2 separate regions of the Homo sapiens genome follow, and region 2 is linked to region 1. Evidence: chromatin loops called from intact Hi-C (ENCODE). Cell type or tissue: CD14-positive monocyte. All regions are shown on one strand. Links, peaks and the distances in the headings refer to the core of each region. The heading gives the core; the rest is flanking DNA.

What was found. Hi-C counts contacts between places; a loop is a spot of excess contacts. Peaks named below come from ENCODE experiments on the same cell type or tissue, not always from the same donor. Only the 100,000 strongest peaks of a DNase experiment are listed, where the experiment ranks them.
Region 2: a loop joins it to region 1, with 2.9 times the contacts of the local background. A loop is called at or near these places in 11 of 110 quality-filtered maps.

What each region holds. Positions count from the first base shown.
Region 1 is chr12:50,034,886-50,043,213 of GRCh38, reverse strand. No RefSeq gene overlaps it. Among named protein-coding and RNA genes, the nearest start is that of RACGAP1, 14 kb to the right of the region's middle. RefSeq lists a cis regulatory region at 816-1,704 and enhancers at 2,043-2,798, 2,799-3,554. In CD14-positive monocyte, for the core only: CTCF peaks have their summits at 3,634 and 3,833 (motif pointing left); a DNase peak (open chromatin) is centred at 3,793.
Region 2 is chr12:49,977,695-49,986,022 of GRCh38, reverse strand. No RefSeq gene overlaps it. Among named protein-coding and RNA genes, the nearest start is that of AQP6, 8.9 kb to the right of the region's middle. In CD14-positive monocyte, for the core only: no CTCF peak of the experiment used is centred there; DNase peaks (open chromatin) are centred at 2,032 and 3,232; H3K4me3 peaks cover 2,381 bases; H3K27ac peaks cover 2,859 bases.

The DNA of each region.
Region 1 (8,328 bases), core at 93-8,092:
TTTGAGACCAGCCTGGACAACGTGATGAAACCCCGTCTCTACTAAAAATACAAAACAATGAGCCGGGCATGGTGGCAGGTGCCTGTAATCCCAGCTACTTGGAAGGCTGAGACAGGAAAATCGCTTGAACCCGGGAGGCAGAGGCTGCAGTGAGCCGAGATCACGCCACTGCAGTCCAGCCTGGGCAACAGAGCGAGAGTCCTCCTCCTCAAAAAAAAAAAAAAAAAAAAAAAAAAGTGAATGGTAAGTCAAGAAAGCCTATGCTTATTGCCACTGTGGGTCAGAGTGGGAGGGAAGGCTTCACGGAGGAGGGGACCTCAAATACAGGGGATCAAAGAGATCTGGATAGGCAGAGGAGGAAGGGGAAGACATGAGATGAGTCAGCCTGATGGTTCATGTGAAAAATGAAGTGAGGAGATCTAACCAGAAGGAAGGCCAAGCAGGAGAGCAGTGAGAGTTGAGGTTGGAACCAGAAAAGAAGCATATGAAGGTATAATGCATTGTAAGTTTGTGCATGACTCTATACTTCCCAGAGCATTCTCTGTGCCATCCTCTTTAACAGATGAGAAAACTATGGTTTAGAGTAATTTACAGATCTGTCCAGTTTTTAGCTCAGGGATGGGGAGACAGGCCTGGGGCTGAGGCCTCCAACCCTCTGCTCCAATGGGAGGCAGTGTGGAGTGATGGGATCCATCCAACCTGAGTCTCGGTTCCTTCCAGCTGGTAACAACGGGCAATTATTCAACGGCCACATCCACTATACCTACCTCTCAGGCTGTAGTATGGGCCAGATATATGAAAAACACTTCCTATATCTGCATGGTGCTTGGCACATGGCAGCCTGGTAATAAATATTAACTCCATCCCCTAGCCTCCCTCCACCGTCTCCTCTCCATCACCTTGTCCACTCACTGGAGGCTGGGTGGAAGTTGTCTCGTTCTGTATTCAGGCAAGCCTGCCACCCTGCACCACTCCGGGGCGCACCATTCACAGGAGGACATAAGGGTAGGAGGAGTTAGGAAGGAGACACTATTGACCAACTGCCTCTCAAACCTCCCTCTTCAGAATGTCTTTCTGGATTGGTCTGAGGAGAGTTGACAGCTACTCCTCTCAGTTCAGGATTGTTTGTCCAAGAAACTGCCTTATCTCCTTTCCCAGACAGACTGTGTCCTCACCCCACTTCGGGAGGGCAGGGACCAGAACTGGGATCCTAAGACAAGAAGGAACCCTGTGGAGCCATGTCCAGGACCAGCCTTCAGTCAGGGAACGCACCAGGAATCCCATTGTCTTGTAACAGGACAATGCTATTGGCACAATTGTTTACAACTTTCATATCTCCGGCTTTGTTGATACTCACTATCACCTTAGGACGCAGGCCTTATATTTGTGTCACCCGCATTTTATAGATGAATAAACCGGAGCTCAGAGAGGTTAAATGATGTTGCCCAAGACCAGTGAAGCAGCGAGTGGCTGAGCCTCCGCTAGGGTCTAGGGATGCCGAATGCCGTTGTTCTCTCCCTCACCCGCACTGCCCCAAGGCTTAGAGAGGCTCAGTGACTTGCACAAAATCCCTGCACTTGGAAGCGGTAGGGGGGTTAGAACCCAGGCCTCCTCTCCAGCCCCCAGAGCAGTGTTCTTTCTGTTCCATCACCCTGCACTGGGTAGAAAAACTGCTGTGGGGAAACAAGTTTGGCAGTTGAGAGGGAGAAAGGAGGGGAAGGGAGGAGGAAGGAGCTTGGGCTCTGCTGGTGACTGCGGAGGATGGGGTCGATATAGAGATGGGAGGGTTGGGACACCAGGGTCCCCAGGTGGCAGGGCCTGGGACCAGCCCTCCTCACTCTGTCAGGCCTGGGGCTGCAGGCTGCCAGTGCTCTTCCATCAAGACCCCCGGAGAGTCTGAAATCAAATATTCCTCCTCCCCTGCTCAGGCAGGCTTACTGCCATTGACAGCAAATGTATTGCTCTAATCTTTTCTCATTTTGCCAGGATGGGCTCCATTCTGACCTCCCTCCCAGCCTTGAAGGCTTCACAGAGGCAGGAGGGAAGCACGGAGGAACAGGAGGAATGAGATGGGAGGGAGGAGCAGGGGTTGGGCTGTAAATGGGGCAGCCACAACGATTCCAGGTTTCATATGGCCTCGTCTCTAGAAGGCTGGAAGATACTTCGAATTTGGAGGAAGTCAGTTCCTCTGCGTTCCCCGAGGGTTTCCCTGGGAAAGCAGATGGGAAAAGCTTGGTAGGCAGTAAGGAAGCAGGCCCTGGGGCCCCAGAGAAACAGACCAGGCTGGGTGTGTGTGGGTGTGTGGGGGTGGATGCTGGAGCCAAAATTCCAAGCTTGGGAGACTATCCTGTTGAGAAGAGGGGTAGGTTGTGTGTGTGCACCCTCTCCAGAGTGGCTGGCCTGCCTGCCTGTCCCGCTGTCCTCTGCCATCCAGGGAAGCCTTGCCAACATGAATGGCCCTGCTCTTTTGCCTGCCTCTCCTTCTGGCCTTCTCTGCTGGGAAGCACTCACTTGGGAAACCTCAGACAGGCATTGTGGGAGAATCAGAGGTGTGGGAGGGTGGGTGGAAGAGTCCTGGGAGGCACTTGGCCTGGGGGACAGGGATGGTGCCCAGAGCCCAGGCAAGGGGTGGAGGGGCAGATAGGGCAGAGGGGTTGTGGGAAAGAATTAGAAGCTCAGAGCCAGCTGGGGTCCATGAGAAGGGAAGAGCAGATGAGTAGGGCTTGGCTGGGAAGGGGAAGGGTGGCACCTCCAGAGCAGGAGTGAGGCAGGCAGAGTCCAGTGCTCCGCCTGAGAAGCTGGGAGGCCAGAGGCCCTGGATTCTACTTCATTTGTTCTGCTAAAATCAGCCCTGAGCATGTGTGCGTGCGTGTGTGTGTGTGTGTGTGTGTGTGTGTGTGTGTCTGTCTGTCTGTCTCTCCCAAGGTAGGGTAGAGTCCCTGTGCCCCATCATGGTGGGCATCCCTTTGTCTGAGTGTATCTTCGGGTTGGGCCCGAAAGTTTTCTGGGTCCTGATGGTTTATGAGTGGAGAGGGCCTCAGCCTCTGGCGGTGGGTAGGGGCGGGTGTGAGCTGCCTTGTCCCTTTGAGGCTCTCTGGCCCTTCCCAGGGAGAAAGTCCTGGCTGGAGTGTCTGAGCTGGGTGGAGCTCTGCCCGGGATTCAGCAGGGGAGGGAAGGGAGTGGAAGGAGGGTTCTGGCCTCCCAGTCCTCCCTTCTGGCAGTGAGCTGCTGCCTTCTACTGCTGGGCAAGGCAGGCCCTGCATGTCAGCAAAGATCTCAGAATTGTTACCTTTCTAGACAGACCCCCCTGCCTGGCATGATCTTCCTTCTCTCCTCTGATTGTCCCCAGCCCCACTTTCAGAATGGCTTCCCTGACTCCATAGGTCTCCATCCATTCCCTGCACTTGCGAGGTCCATGGGAAGCCACTCACTTGGGATAGCCATCCTGCCTTGTAGGAACATTTCCTCCTCTCAGTCCCTCTTGTCTGAGGATAGCTGAGGTGGAATTTGAGAAATTCTCTGTTTCTACGCCTCCAAGGTCCAACCAGACAGGAATGACTACTGGCTGCCACAGGAGCCCCCATGCAGGTGTGAGTCCAGTGCAGCGGACCTGGGACAGGTCACCCCACCCTGGGCCCCTTACCTCCCCCAGCTCTGGAGAGACACCTCCCTTACAGAGTACTTAGGTCTAACAGGTCTCAACTGTGGTCTATAGAGCCTGGGCCAGAAGCTTGACCTCACCCCTCTCTCTGTTTAGAGCCTGTTCACCATGGGCCTCAGCTTCCACGTTGCACAAGGGCTGCAGCGCCCCCTGGTGGCCCAAAGTCCTTTCTCCCAGGTGGCTGCGGAGGATGGCAGCTGATAAGGCCTTTAGAGGATATCTACACTAGGGGCTTCCAACCTTTTTATTCTTTTATTTTTTTAACTTAAGCCAGGAGCGGTGACTCACCCCACCCAGTAATCCCAGCACTTTGGGAGGCTGAGGTGGGCGGAGCGCTTGAGCTGAGGAGTTCCAGACCAGCCTGGCCAACATGGTGAAACCCATCTCTACTCAAAACACAAAATTCACCGGGCATGATAGCACTTGCCTGTAATCCCAGCTACGCAGAGGCTGAGGCAGGAGAATCGCTTGAACCCGGAAGGCAGGGGTTGCAGTGAGCCGAGATCCCGCCATTGCACTCCAGCCTGGGCGACAGAGCAAGACTCTGTCTCAATAATAATAATTAAAATTTTTTTGCAGTGATGGGATCTCACTATGCTGCGATGGAATACCTGGCCTCAAGCGATCCTCCTGCCTCAGCCTCTGAAAGCATTGGGATTACAGGCGTGAGCCACCATGCCTGGCCCAACCTTTTAAATTTTTTATTTATTTTTTATTTTTAATTCTTCTGGGTAACTTATAGAACCCAGCATAACCTTTCTATTTCCAAAAAAATTTCCCTGACCATGACCATATGGCAATAGCTGTACTTTTGTTATCTTTTGACTGAGAAAATACATGATGATTGAGTTCTGGATCGCATCATTAAAGCTCATTTGGATCTCGTCTCCCAGCAATCACACAGTTACACAGTCAGTTACACACAGATGGGCTACTCAGTCTTTATGGAGGCCAGGGGCTGAGTCTCTCCTGATCACTCCAAGGTTTCTACAGTTAGGGAACCACAGATCTATATTCTTCTTATGTAACAGATGAGGCCTAGAAAGGGGAAGGAACCTGATAAAATTCACACAGCTAGAGAAGTTGTGCCAGAATTTGAATTCAAGATAGATGCTTGTCAAAGGGACCGCAGGGGCTTAAATAGGGAGGAAGGTGCAGACAGGGCTCGGAGGAGGGGGCAGCAGAACAGGGCTGTCTCCAACAGGGGCAGGGAACCCCACCTTATTTCCTTACCATTCAGATTCAGGTAAGATATGCCCATAAAGAATGACCTATGGGAAGGAGATGTCAAAAGAACAAATACAAGGATGAGGGGAGAGGAGCAACCAGCTCTGCTTAAAGCCCCTTCCCCTATATACCCAGACTGTGCAGGTCATTTTAACCTCTAGGTTAAGAGTCATTTAACCTCGGCTAGGGGCAATGGCTCACGCCTGCAATCCCAGCACTTTGGGAGGCCGAGGCGGGCGAATCATAAGGTTAGGAGCTCGAGACAAGCCTGGCCAACATGGTGAAACCCCGTCTCTACTAAAAATACAAAAAATTAACTGGGCGTAGTGGCAGGCGCCTGTAATCCCAGCTACTCGGGAGGCTGAGGCAGGAGAATCGCTTGAACCCAGGAGGCGGAGATTGCAGTGAGCTGAGATTGTGCCACTGGACTCCAGCCTGGGCGACAGAGTGAGACTCTGTCTCGAAAAAAAAAAGAAAAAAAAAGAAAAAAAATTACTTGCCTAGAGATTAAATGACTTTTTTTTTTTTTTTGAGACGGAGTCTTGCTCTGTTGCCCAGTCTGGAGTGCAGTGGCAGGACCTTGACTCACTGCAACCTCTGCCTCCCAGGTTCAAGCGATTCCCTTGCCTCAGCCTCCCGAGTAGCTGGGATTACAGGCGCCTGCCCTCATGCCCAGATAATTTTGTATTTTTAATAGAGACGGAGTTTCACCATGTTGGTCAGGCTGGTCTCAAACTCCGGACCTCAGGTGATCCACCTGTCTAGGCAAGTCACTTAACCTCTCTGAGACTCAGCTTTCTCAATGGTAAAATGAGAGTGAACCATAATGTCTTTCTTACTCCTCATGACTGTTGTAAAAACCCAATTAAATATGTATAGAAGTTTTGGTAAATAGCAAAGTGATGGCTGGGTGTGGTGGCTTCACGCCTGTAATCCTAGCACTTTGGGAGGCCGAGGCAGGCGAATCACGAGGTCAAGAGTTTGAGACCAGCCTGGCCAACATGGTGAAACCCCGTCTCTACTAAAATACAAAAATTAGCTGGGCATGGTGGCACATGCCTGTAATCCCAGCTACTCGGTAGGCTGAGGCCGGAGAATCGCTTGAACCCAGGAGGTGGAGGTTGCAGTGAGCTGATATCGCACTCCAGCCTGAGCGACAGAGTGAGACTCTGTCTCAAAAAAAGAAAAGAAAAGAAAAAAAAGGTTATGGATGCCAAGTTCCTTTCCCCAGTCACTTTGCTATTATTTATTTATTTATTTATTTTTGAGATGGAGTCTCGCTCTGTCGCCCAATCTCAGCTCACTGCAACCTCTGCCTCCCGGGCTCAAGCAATTCTCCTGAGTGCAGTGCTGTGATCTCAGCTCACTGCAACCTCTGCCTCCTGGGTTCAAGCGATTCTCCTGCCTCAGCCTCCTGAGTAGCTGGGATTACAGGCATGCGCTACCATGCCTGGCTAATTTTGTATTTTTAGTAGAGACAGGATTTCTCCATGTTGGTCAGGCTGGTCTCGAACCCCCGACTTCAGGTGATCCGCCTGCCTCAGCCTCCCAAAGTGCTGGGATTATAGGCGTGAGCCACTGTGCCTGGCCCCATAACCTCTTATTTAATCTTCAGCTCAACCCTGTGAAGTAGGTTATGTTATTCTCATTTCACACTGGAGGTAAAAGAAGCAGAGTGTAACAGAAACGGAGGGAAGTTTAATAGGGAGGAAGAGAGCTGAATTTGACTCCAGGTCAGACTAGGGAGAACTAGCTCCTGGCTTGTCTTTCAGAATTAACAGTTAGTAGAAGTGGCACTTGTTACAATTTACGTAAATCTCTGGTCTGCTTTTTAGAACCAGCTACTTCCTCTCACTCTTGGCAGCCCATTCCTCTATAGTTCCAGCCATCTTGAACCCAGAGCAGCAAGGTGTGCCCTGAATAAAGTGCAGACAGGCAGTGGGCTTTGCTTGAAGCAGGAGTTAGCTGAGGCGGGCAGAGTACAGGACTGTGCGTGGCAGTAGAATACCAAACCTATTTGCACATAAGAATCACCTGGGAAGATGATTTTTGGAAAATCTCTGAGTCCTACACCTCATGATTCTCAGCTTTGGACCTGTATTTTCAATGCTGATGACCAGCTGAGCTTGGGAAGGGGACGGTGAGGCTACTTTACCGTCTCAGATACAGCCATTCAACATGTTGTTATAGAGCGGTGGTTCCAAATGTGGTTCCCAGATCTGCAACATCAGCATCATCTAGGAATGCATTCAAAATGAAAATTCTTGGGGCCCATGGAAGACGGATGGAATGAGGAACTCCATGATGGGTCCCAGCAATCTGTATGTTACCAAGCTCTCCAGGGGATTTTGATGCACGCTAAGGTTTGAGAAGCACTGGTATAGAACAGGGACTTACTGTGAGTCAGACACATTGTTCGGCAGGGGACAGGCTGGGGTGAATAAGCTACGGTCTCTGTTTTTTTTTTTTTTTTTTTTTTTTTTTTGAGACAGAGTCTTGCCCTGTCACCCAGGCTGAAGTGTAGTGGGGCGATCTTGGCTCACTGCAACCTCCGCCCCCCGAGTTCAAGTGATTCTCCTGGCTCAGCCATCCGAGGGGCTAGGATTACAGGCGTATGCCACCATGCCCAGCTAATTTTTGTGTTTTTAGTAGAGATGGGGTTTTGCCATGTTGGCCAGGCTGGTCTTGAGCTCCTGACCTCAGTTGATCTGCCAACCTTGGCCTCCCAAAGTGCTGAGATAACAGGCATGAGCCACCACACCCGGCCTATGGTCTCTGTTTTTGTTTTTTAATTAATTAAATTTTTTTTTTGAGATGGAGTTTTGCCCTTGTTGCCCAGGCTGGAGTGCAATGGTGCAATCTCAGCTCACTGCAACCTCTGCCTCCTGGGTTCAAGCGATTCTCCTGCCTCAGCCTCCTGAGTAGCTGGGATAACAGGCATGTGCCACCATCCCTGGCTAATTTTGTATTTTTAGTAGAGACAGGGTTTCTCCATGTTGGCCAGGCTGGTCTCGAACTCCCGACCTCAGGTGATCCACCTGCCTCGGCCTCATAAAGTGTTGGGATTACAGGCGTGAGCCATCGTGCCCGGCGGTCTCTGTTTTCAAAGAGGTTGGACTCTAGTAGAGATGAGTTCAGCATGTCAATAACTATATCCCCTCCTCCAAGCAGGGCTCCCCAGAGCCTGGACACCCAGGAGAGACACAGGCGTGTTTCTAAAGGGGGACTTGTTTCTATTTGTTCCTATTAGAGTTTTGTTGTTATTGTTGTTTTGTGGGTGGTTTGTTTTGTTTTGTATTTTTTGAAACAGAGTCTTGCTTTGTCTATTACAGTTTGATTTAGTTCAACACTTTATTGAGTGTGAAAGGGTGATTCCTAGGCATGGGGCAGGGAAACATTGTTTTTGATTTTTTTTTTTTTTTTTGATGAGAGAGAGAGAG
Region 2 (8,328 bases), core at 164-8,163, 57 kb after region 1:
CCCCCTGTAGCGGGTATATTTTGTAAATAAGTGAAGGCACCAGGCCAGGAGGTCCCTAACTTGGGTAGTTTATTACACACTGGTTCTCAGAGCTATATTTGTTGATGGTTTGTGTTCACAAAGTCAGGTGGAAGACAGTTTGACGTCACCAGGAATAACCTTGTAGCATGTGGGAGCTTTGTCCTCTGCAATTGCGTGGGATGGGGAAGGAGGCTACTTTTCAGGGACTCCTAGTTGGAAGCAGGAATTTTTCCTTTTGTCTACCTTTCTCCCTCTGTAACTCTTGCCAGGCTTCATTTAGCTGCATTGTTTTTTATGCAGCATTACTCTCATATCTCACACAGTTGGGTACCATCTCTGTGCTAGGCTCAAACACATGTAAATGGATATTTAGACTTATAATAAAGCACCAGTTAAATCTTCTCTGGTCATCACTGAAGATGGAATTAGGAACTGATTCCCCATAAAGTCTCTAGGGAATTTAATATGGTGATTTACCATATACAGAGCGCTTTCATTTATCGTCTTACTTGATCTCACTTCACCCACCGGAGGTGGGGCAGGACAGGTGATACTATCCCAGTTAACAAATTCAGAGAGGTGATTTGGCTCAAACTCCTACCAACTAATGTGTAGCTTACCTGGGGTTAGAATCTGGGAGTTACAGCTTAGTCTGAAGGTTAGCCCTGGTGCTTGCTATTTCAGACTTCAGAGAGCATTGTGGGGCCTCTAAGTGTATTATTAGGTACTTAAGTACTAGTAAATGGCCTTTGCTTGGAGCCAGTGTTATTCACATTCCATGCAAGGAAGGATCTTGTTCTGCAAAGTGAGCAACTATAAAATGAGCAGCGCTGTAGAAAGAGATGATCACTTACTTTGCAGGAGTTCTCTCCATTATCCTAAGAACTTGGTAAGTCACACCCAACCTAGAGCCGCAGATTGCACTGAGGACTCTATGTATGTGGATGTAGTATGCATTCTCATTATGCATTCTCAGCAGATGACCCAGAAAGAGCAGGGAGGCCCAAACTGCTGGAGACGGCACGTGGGGCAGAATTTCCTAATGGTTGTCTGGGAGAATGGAAGACCTGGGCTTGGTGATGTAGGGCTGTTTTCTGTGTGGAAGGAGCAAGATGAGTTGTGTGAGCACTTGAGGTTGCTCCTGGTGGCAGTCTGTTTTCAGGCCACCCCTGTGCATCCTGTGTGCTCTGATGCTCAGAGCCAAGGACAGGCAAGTCTCGGAGCCAGAGCCATCAGCCTGCTTCTAGAAACGTGTCAGTGGATTAACTGATTAACTGACTGGCTTTCCCCCTAAGTGGCATTAGCTCTCACCCTGTCTCATGCTCACCATCTGGCTTTGAGTCTTCGAGTGATCTCTCTTCACAGCCTGCTTTGCGCCTGGGCTTTCCGAGGGCTGTGCAGCACTCTGCCTCATCAACCCTAGGGCCCAGTGCTCTCCAGGAAGGGGAGGTCAGTGTGCTGTGTCCACACATATGCATACCTGGGATCTGAAGACTACTTTAGACCTCAAAGGAAAAAAACCAGCTCAAGGGAGAATGAGCCTCCATGGTTAGTGACCTAAAGTCTTTTTGTTGTCAAAACTAACAAGTGGATCTGTTATTAGGTTAGCTTTTAAAATGGAGTTGCTCCCACCACAGAGAAAGCTCTTTCTGCCAGTGAGATGATAGTTTGTCCAGATTTTGGTAGAGAGATATTCAAAGGGGCTGGGATTTTTCTTTCTCATTAGGAAGCAAAGCCCGGGGGTGGAGGTGGTTAAAGGAACCACCTCCCTTCCTCCCAGGGAGCTGGCTGTGGCTGCTCTCTCCTCCTAGGTTAATATACATTGAATGGGGCTAAACGCCTGGTGCTTCTGGACAGAGTCCAGCCCCTCAGCAGAGCAGCCGCACTGTGAAGATACAGCTGCCGGCATTAAAGGGCTAAGCCCTTTCCAGCTGCTTTGCTTTAACGGTATCAGGAATTGCCTGCAGTCGGCAGCTTAGCAGAGCAGTCTTAGCCCGATTAGGAGGAAATGACTAATCTCTGCATCTTCTCTTGACACTGCTCTGGAGGCTCCGGGGAAAATAACCCAGTGGGTTGGGAAGTGGTTGGATAAATGGTGTTGGAGTGCTAGGCTCTAGCTCCTTAAAACTGTGGTCCCAGCTTGGTGTGGTTTGTGTTTGTTTTGCCTCTGTGAAAATAGGGGGCTGGCTTCTCTTCAGTGGACTCCCTGGCACTGAGGGAGAGGAGACGTTCACTGTGAGGGGTGGCCTGGGTACTTAAAAGCTGGTACAGCAAGAGATGTGCAGAGTTGAGAGCATATGGGGGCAATGTATCCATCCCCCTGGGAGGAGGAAGACACCTAAGATGGTCCCCACTTCAGCCTTCCATTCCTCTTTTCACTAAAACCCCATGTAAAGAGCCAAGATTCAGACCCGGCACAGTGGCTCACACCTGTAATCCCAGCACTTTGGGAGGCCGAGGCGGGCAAATCATCTGAGATCGGGAGTTCAAGACCAGCCTGACCAACATGGAGAAACCCCATCCCTACTAAAAATACAAAATTAGCCGGGCATGGTGGCGTATGCCTATAATCCCAGCTACTCAGGAGGCTGAGGCAGGAGAATCACTTAAACCCAGGTGGCGGAGGTTGCGGTGAGCCAAGATTGTGCCATTGCACTCCAGCCTCGGCAACAAGAGTGAAACGCCATCTCAAAAAAAAAAAAAAAAGAAAGAGAAATTATCATTTCATTGATTGAAAAGATGCACTTTGGAAAATATTGTTAATATCTCTGAGAATTGGGACATCTTATAATCAATGGCATCTTACTAATATAATGCAATGTTCCTCAGTAGCTCATAAAATAGTAGTGCATCTTGTAATCAATGTTATTTGGGTTGGAAGTGTTAGCTATTCATGTGAGATAGGCTGTTGGATGGACCAGCTGTGCAGGCCAAGAAAACAGCGACTTTGCTGTGGTCAAAGAGAGATTAAAACAGGAGGTTCCCCCTGGTCTGAAAGATAGCTACAGTATAGGAAAAGCAGAGAAACCAAGGCTCAGTCCAAGACACATAGCATGAAGAAGCAGACAAGCAATGTGTGGGGCAGGATCAAGATTGGACCCAGTCATGACCCCAGAGCTGTTAGGGGAAAGCCACTGTGAATCAGTGATGAGCTGACCAAAATAACAGTACATCCTGGTGGACACCAGGCTGCTTTAACACATGAGAGATGGGAGGTTTTAGACATTCTGTTTGGGCTGGGTTTTGGGAGTGTGTGTTGCAATCCTTTGACCACCTCACTCATCAAGAATATCAGAGGAAGTTCTTTCTTCTTTTGAAAATGAAAGGCCATGATTTGGGGACCTACAAAAAAAGGAAGCCTGTCTCATAGGACAGACAGTAAAGATAAGGAACATATTGCCCTGAAATTAGAAGTAGACTAAAAATATCATTTTGTTTAAGGAGATATTCCTGTTAGAGGCAGATGTTCAAATAACTATGAAGTCACGTGTTCAGTGCTGGGATAGAGGTGGTGCAGAGTGCTGGGGGAGCTCACAGAGCCTTAAGGTCCTGACATGAGAGCTGGAACTCGGGCTGTGCCAGGCAGTTAGGGAGGGACAGAGCGTATTTCCAGAGAAAGCCCCTCCAGCCTGCTGCTCCAGAACCAGACGCCCCTGACTGCTGTCCTGGCCTCTTCCCTCACCACAGGCTGGACCCTTGTTCCCGGATCAAACCCAGGGTCAGGATGCTTATTTTCGTGGCCCAATAATGAGACACAGGTGGACTGGGAAAGAAGGGAGTTTTCATTTCTGTAACCGGTTACAGGGAGAAGGCCTGGAAATTATCACCACACCAACTCAAAACTACAAAGTTTTCCAGAGCTTAGATACCTTCCAAGCTAGATGTCTGTGTGTAAGTGTGCATTCATCTAAAGACATAACTTCTTTTAATCTATAACTAAGATCTGAGGCCTGAAGACCTTCCTCTGGAACCTCAGTAAATTTACTTAATTTAAATGGGTCCAGGTGATGGGGTGATTACCCTTGTCTCCTGCTAAATCATGGAGGTTTGGGGAGTTCCTTCAGACCCCCAATAAACTTGTTTAATCCTAAACAGGCCCTGTTAATAATTCTTTTGTTATTTTGTCATGCTTTAAGCTCTAGGAAAGGCCTAGGCAAAACTCTTTTTTTTTTTTTTTGAGACAGGGTTTCGCTCTTTTTGCCCAGGCTGGAGTGCAGTGGTGCTCACCACAACCTCCACCTCCCAGGTTCAAACGATTCTCCTGCCTCAGCCTCCCGAGGAGCTGGGACTACAGGCGCCCGCCACCATGCCTGGCTAATTTTTTGTATTTTTAGTAGAGACGGGGTTTCACCGTGTTAGCTGGGATGGTCTCGATCTCCTGACCTCGTGATCCACCTGCCTCGGCCTCCCAAAGTGTTGGGATTACAGGCGTGAGCCACCGTTCCTAGCAACCTAGGCAAAACTCCTGGTGGCCGTTTGTTATATTCCAGCCTTTGTATAAGGGCACTGGCTGTCTTAGCTTTTAATATTTAACTTAACCACTCAGTGAGTACTGAAACAGTTGTTATGGAGGCCTGCATTAGTGAGACCTGGCCTGCCACACGCTGGCCTGGCTGGAGCTTGTTTCATCTGTCCATGGGGGTGGAGCGGGAGTTATTTGTCCCTGCCTTTGTCTCTGGCCTCCTCCACCTGCAGCTCTGGCAATAGCTGCCCCTTTATGGGTTTCAATCAGAGCTCTGAAACATTGTTTTTCATTTCCCCCTTTTCTGCTAATTAACTGCAGCCTATTAATTAGTGCTATTGGACTCCCCACTCCCATAAACCCCATTCACTAACCATGCCTTGCCTCCCCAGCTTTTGCTAAATATGTGACTGCGCTGTAGTGTAGCTGCCGCTCCCTGAGAAGTGATTACGGATCTTGGCTATGCTGACCCCCTGCCACAGCTGCCCAGAGAGGTCACAGCTTGGCCAGATGCTTCATCTTGATTAGCCCTTAACTTCTTCCCTCCCTTCTTCCCTCCCCATCTTCCTCTCTGACATTGAGAGGGCCTGGCACTAAGCTGTCAGTTAAAATCCCTCTTAGTATCAAGCATCGATCTCTCTTCTCGCGGCACTCCCTGGGGTTGCTCCGGGGCACAGAAAACAGCACTGTGGGGCCAGAGGAACTTAGCTGATCCCCTCCCCTGACCTGGTGGAGTCTCCCATCAAAACCCAGATCTGCTTGTTTCAGATCCCTTGACCTCATTATCGATCACAGTGATTTTGGTCTGTGTTACCCCTTTAACTCTCAGCTCTGATGTCAGCTCCCTTTTTGTTTACTTAGCTTTCATGTGAAATTCCTAATCTTCAAAGCTCTGCTTCTTTTCACCTCTTTTCCACCCCACCCAGACTTCTTACCTCCATTCCTGGAGTCTCCCAACTCTCCCAGTGTGATCACTTCAGTGCTCCACTTCTCCGTTATGAGAAGGCCCTTATTTCTCGCTCTCTTTTTTTCTTTTGAGACTGAGTCTTGCTCTGTCGCCCAGGCTGGAGTGCAGTGGCGTGATCTCGGCTCACTGCAACCTCTGCCTCCAAGGTTCAGACAGTTCTCCTGCCTCGGCCTCCCATGTAGCTGGGATTACAGGCATGTGCCACCACGCCTGGTTAATTTTTGTATTTTTAGTAGAGATGGGGTTTCACCTTGTTGGCCAGGCTGGTCTCAAACTCCTGACCTCAAGTGATCCACCCGCTTTGGCCTCCCAAAGTGCTGGGATTACAGGTGTGTGGTTAGAGCCCGGCCTCTTTCTTGTGTTTAATTCTTATGTTTTAATTCTTGACTCCTCTTCTGTGATTCCCCCTTTCCCCCAAATACACTCATAAACTCTCTCCCCCCGTCCCCCCTCAGCTCAAGCTAAGCCTGGGGTATGGGAAGGATGTGATCCCTTCTTTAGTAATAGCCCAGGCCTCATTAGAAACTGCAGGGGAAGTAGCTGAACTTATGGTAGACAGAATGCAATACCGCGATCATGATGGTGGTAAAAATAGCTACCACTGATTGAGATCTGACTGCCTGTCAGGCATGGTGTGAAACACACACACATCTCATGTAGTTCTTCCAGCTCCCTTTTGACTGTACTCCATCCTCCAGATGAGGAAAGTGAGGCTCAGGATCCTTAAGTAACTTGCCCAAGTTCACACAGCTGCTAAGTGCCTGAGCCTGTATTTAAACTCTGTCAACTCCCGATCTATGTTTATGTAGTTTTTTTTTTTTTTTTTAACTTTGGTCCGCACAATCCTTTAGGTGAAAGTGATTTTCTTTGGAATGTAAAAGCGCCCAGATCATGGTGTGACTCTACTCTTCCTTCAGTCCTAGGAGACCAAATGTGGCTCAGAGCCCTACCCCTTCCTGGCCTTTTCCCCCTTGCACAGTATGACCCCAGATGAGGCCTGTCCTCTTTATACCTGGAGGTAGTAGATCGAAGATGAAAAGTGGGGGTGGGAAGCGGAGAGGGGCTTCCTGCCAGCCAATCGGGACGCGACCGCCCAGGCTCCCAGCACAGCATCATCTGCTCCTGCTAAGACAATCATCAACATAAAAGGCTAATTGTATTAATCACCAAGGCACCCGGCCCGAGTCCCCCTCCCTTTGGGGAGAATTATGAATTGCAATTGCAGATGGCTCCACTGATTGAAGGCAGTGCTCAGCAGGGAGAAGGGTCAGATCAGATTATACACCATTAATTAAAAACTTCCCTGACAAACAGGAGGAAGGGAATGCACACCAAGGGCTGGCCTGGTTGGGTCTCTGTCCTCCCCATGTCCCCTGCCCCCACCCAGGCCCAGGGGCTATGCCAATGAAGCCTGCTTCCCCCAGCTGGAGCTACTGAGATTCAGCTCTCCAAAGGCCAGCCCTTCCCTCATCCAAACAGATGGCCTGCTGTCCTATTAAAGGGCTCCAGAGGAGGGGAAGCGAACCTTTGGTTACTTATTTCCACGTCTAACCTTGGATGCTCTTCAGAGGCTAACCTAATTCCCCACTTCTCAGGAAACTTATTTCCTCCTGCTCTGTCCTGACAGAACTGCTTTGAAGAACTGTTAGTGAAAATAGCCCCTCAGCTTTCTCTTCAGGCAACCCCTCATATTTTGGCCTGTATGTTCCTGGGACAGACATTGTGAAGCCTGCTCTGAAATTGTGGGTGGAACAGCAAATATCTGGCGATGCACCCTCTCCCCAGCCCCTGCCTGGAAGCATAGGCTTCTCAGCTGCTGTCATACTGGCTTATTTGGAGCTGTAACTCCTGAAATTTTCTCCTCTTGATCTATTACTGCCTCCCATCCTCCCCAACTGCCCAGCCTTATTCATTCATCAAACTTATATTGAGCACCCAGTGTGTGCTTGGCTCTGGGGACAAAAAGCAGTGATCATTTGTCAAGGAGCTTAAGAGCCTACCATAGGAGCTCCACGCCCCCATCCCCTTCAATCCTCTAGTTCCTGTTTCCTTCCTTCCTGGGGCTGCAGCTTGTATGAACCCCCCAGGAGCTCTATTTTGGAAAATTCTCAACTGGGAGCTGGGGAGACCTTAAGTGTTCGTGCTCCTGAACCAGGTGACCTTGAGCAAGTCAATCATGTCCTCTGTTTACACATACGCTCTCATACATGCATACATACAGACACCCAGCTCTCCCTGCTCATAAAAGGACACAGGCAGCCTTGGACTCTGAGAGATTGTGAAGATGGATGAGTGGGGCCCAGCTTGGAGAGATGTGAGTAGTATCTGCGCTGATATTACAGAACGCTGAGCACAGCTACTGGGGCTATGAGCACCAGGGATTCAGCTACTGCACTGGTCACAGGCTGGGCCTGCCACACTGCCCTTGGAAGACTTGGGCAGCCTTTCCCCCATCCCCAGTCCCTCAGGAGACATCACTAAAAAGGATCTATCTTTTGTTTGTATTTTAATTTAATTAATTTTTCATTTTAAATAATAGAGATGAAGTTTCACTATGCTGCCCAGGATGGTCTCAAACTCCTGGCCTCAAGCAATCCTCCTGCTTGGGCCACCCAACATGTTGGTGATTACAGGTTTGAGCCGTCATGCCTGGCTAAGTTTTTAATTTTTTGTAGAGGCAGGGTTTTGCCATGTTGTCCAGGCTGGTCTCGAACTCCTGGCCTCAAGCGATCCTCCCACTTTGGCCTCCCAAAGTGTTAGGATTACAGGTGGGAGCCACTGCACCAGGCCAGGACCCATCTTTTGTTTTGTTTTTTTTGTTTTTTTTTTTGAGACAGAGTCTTGCTCTGTCACCAGGCTGGAGTGCAGTGGCGTGATC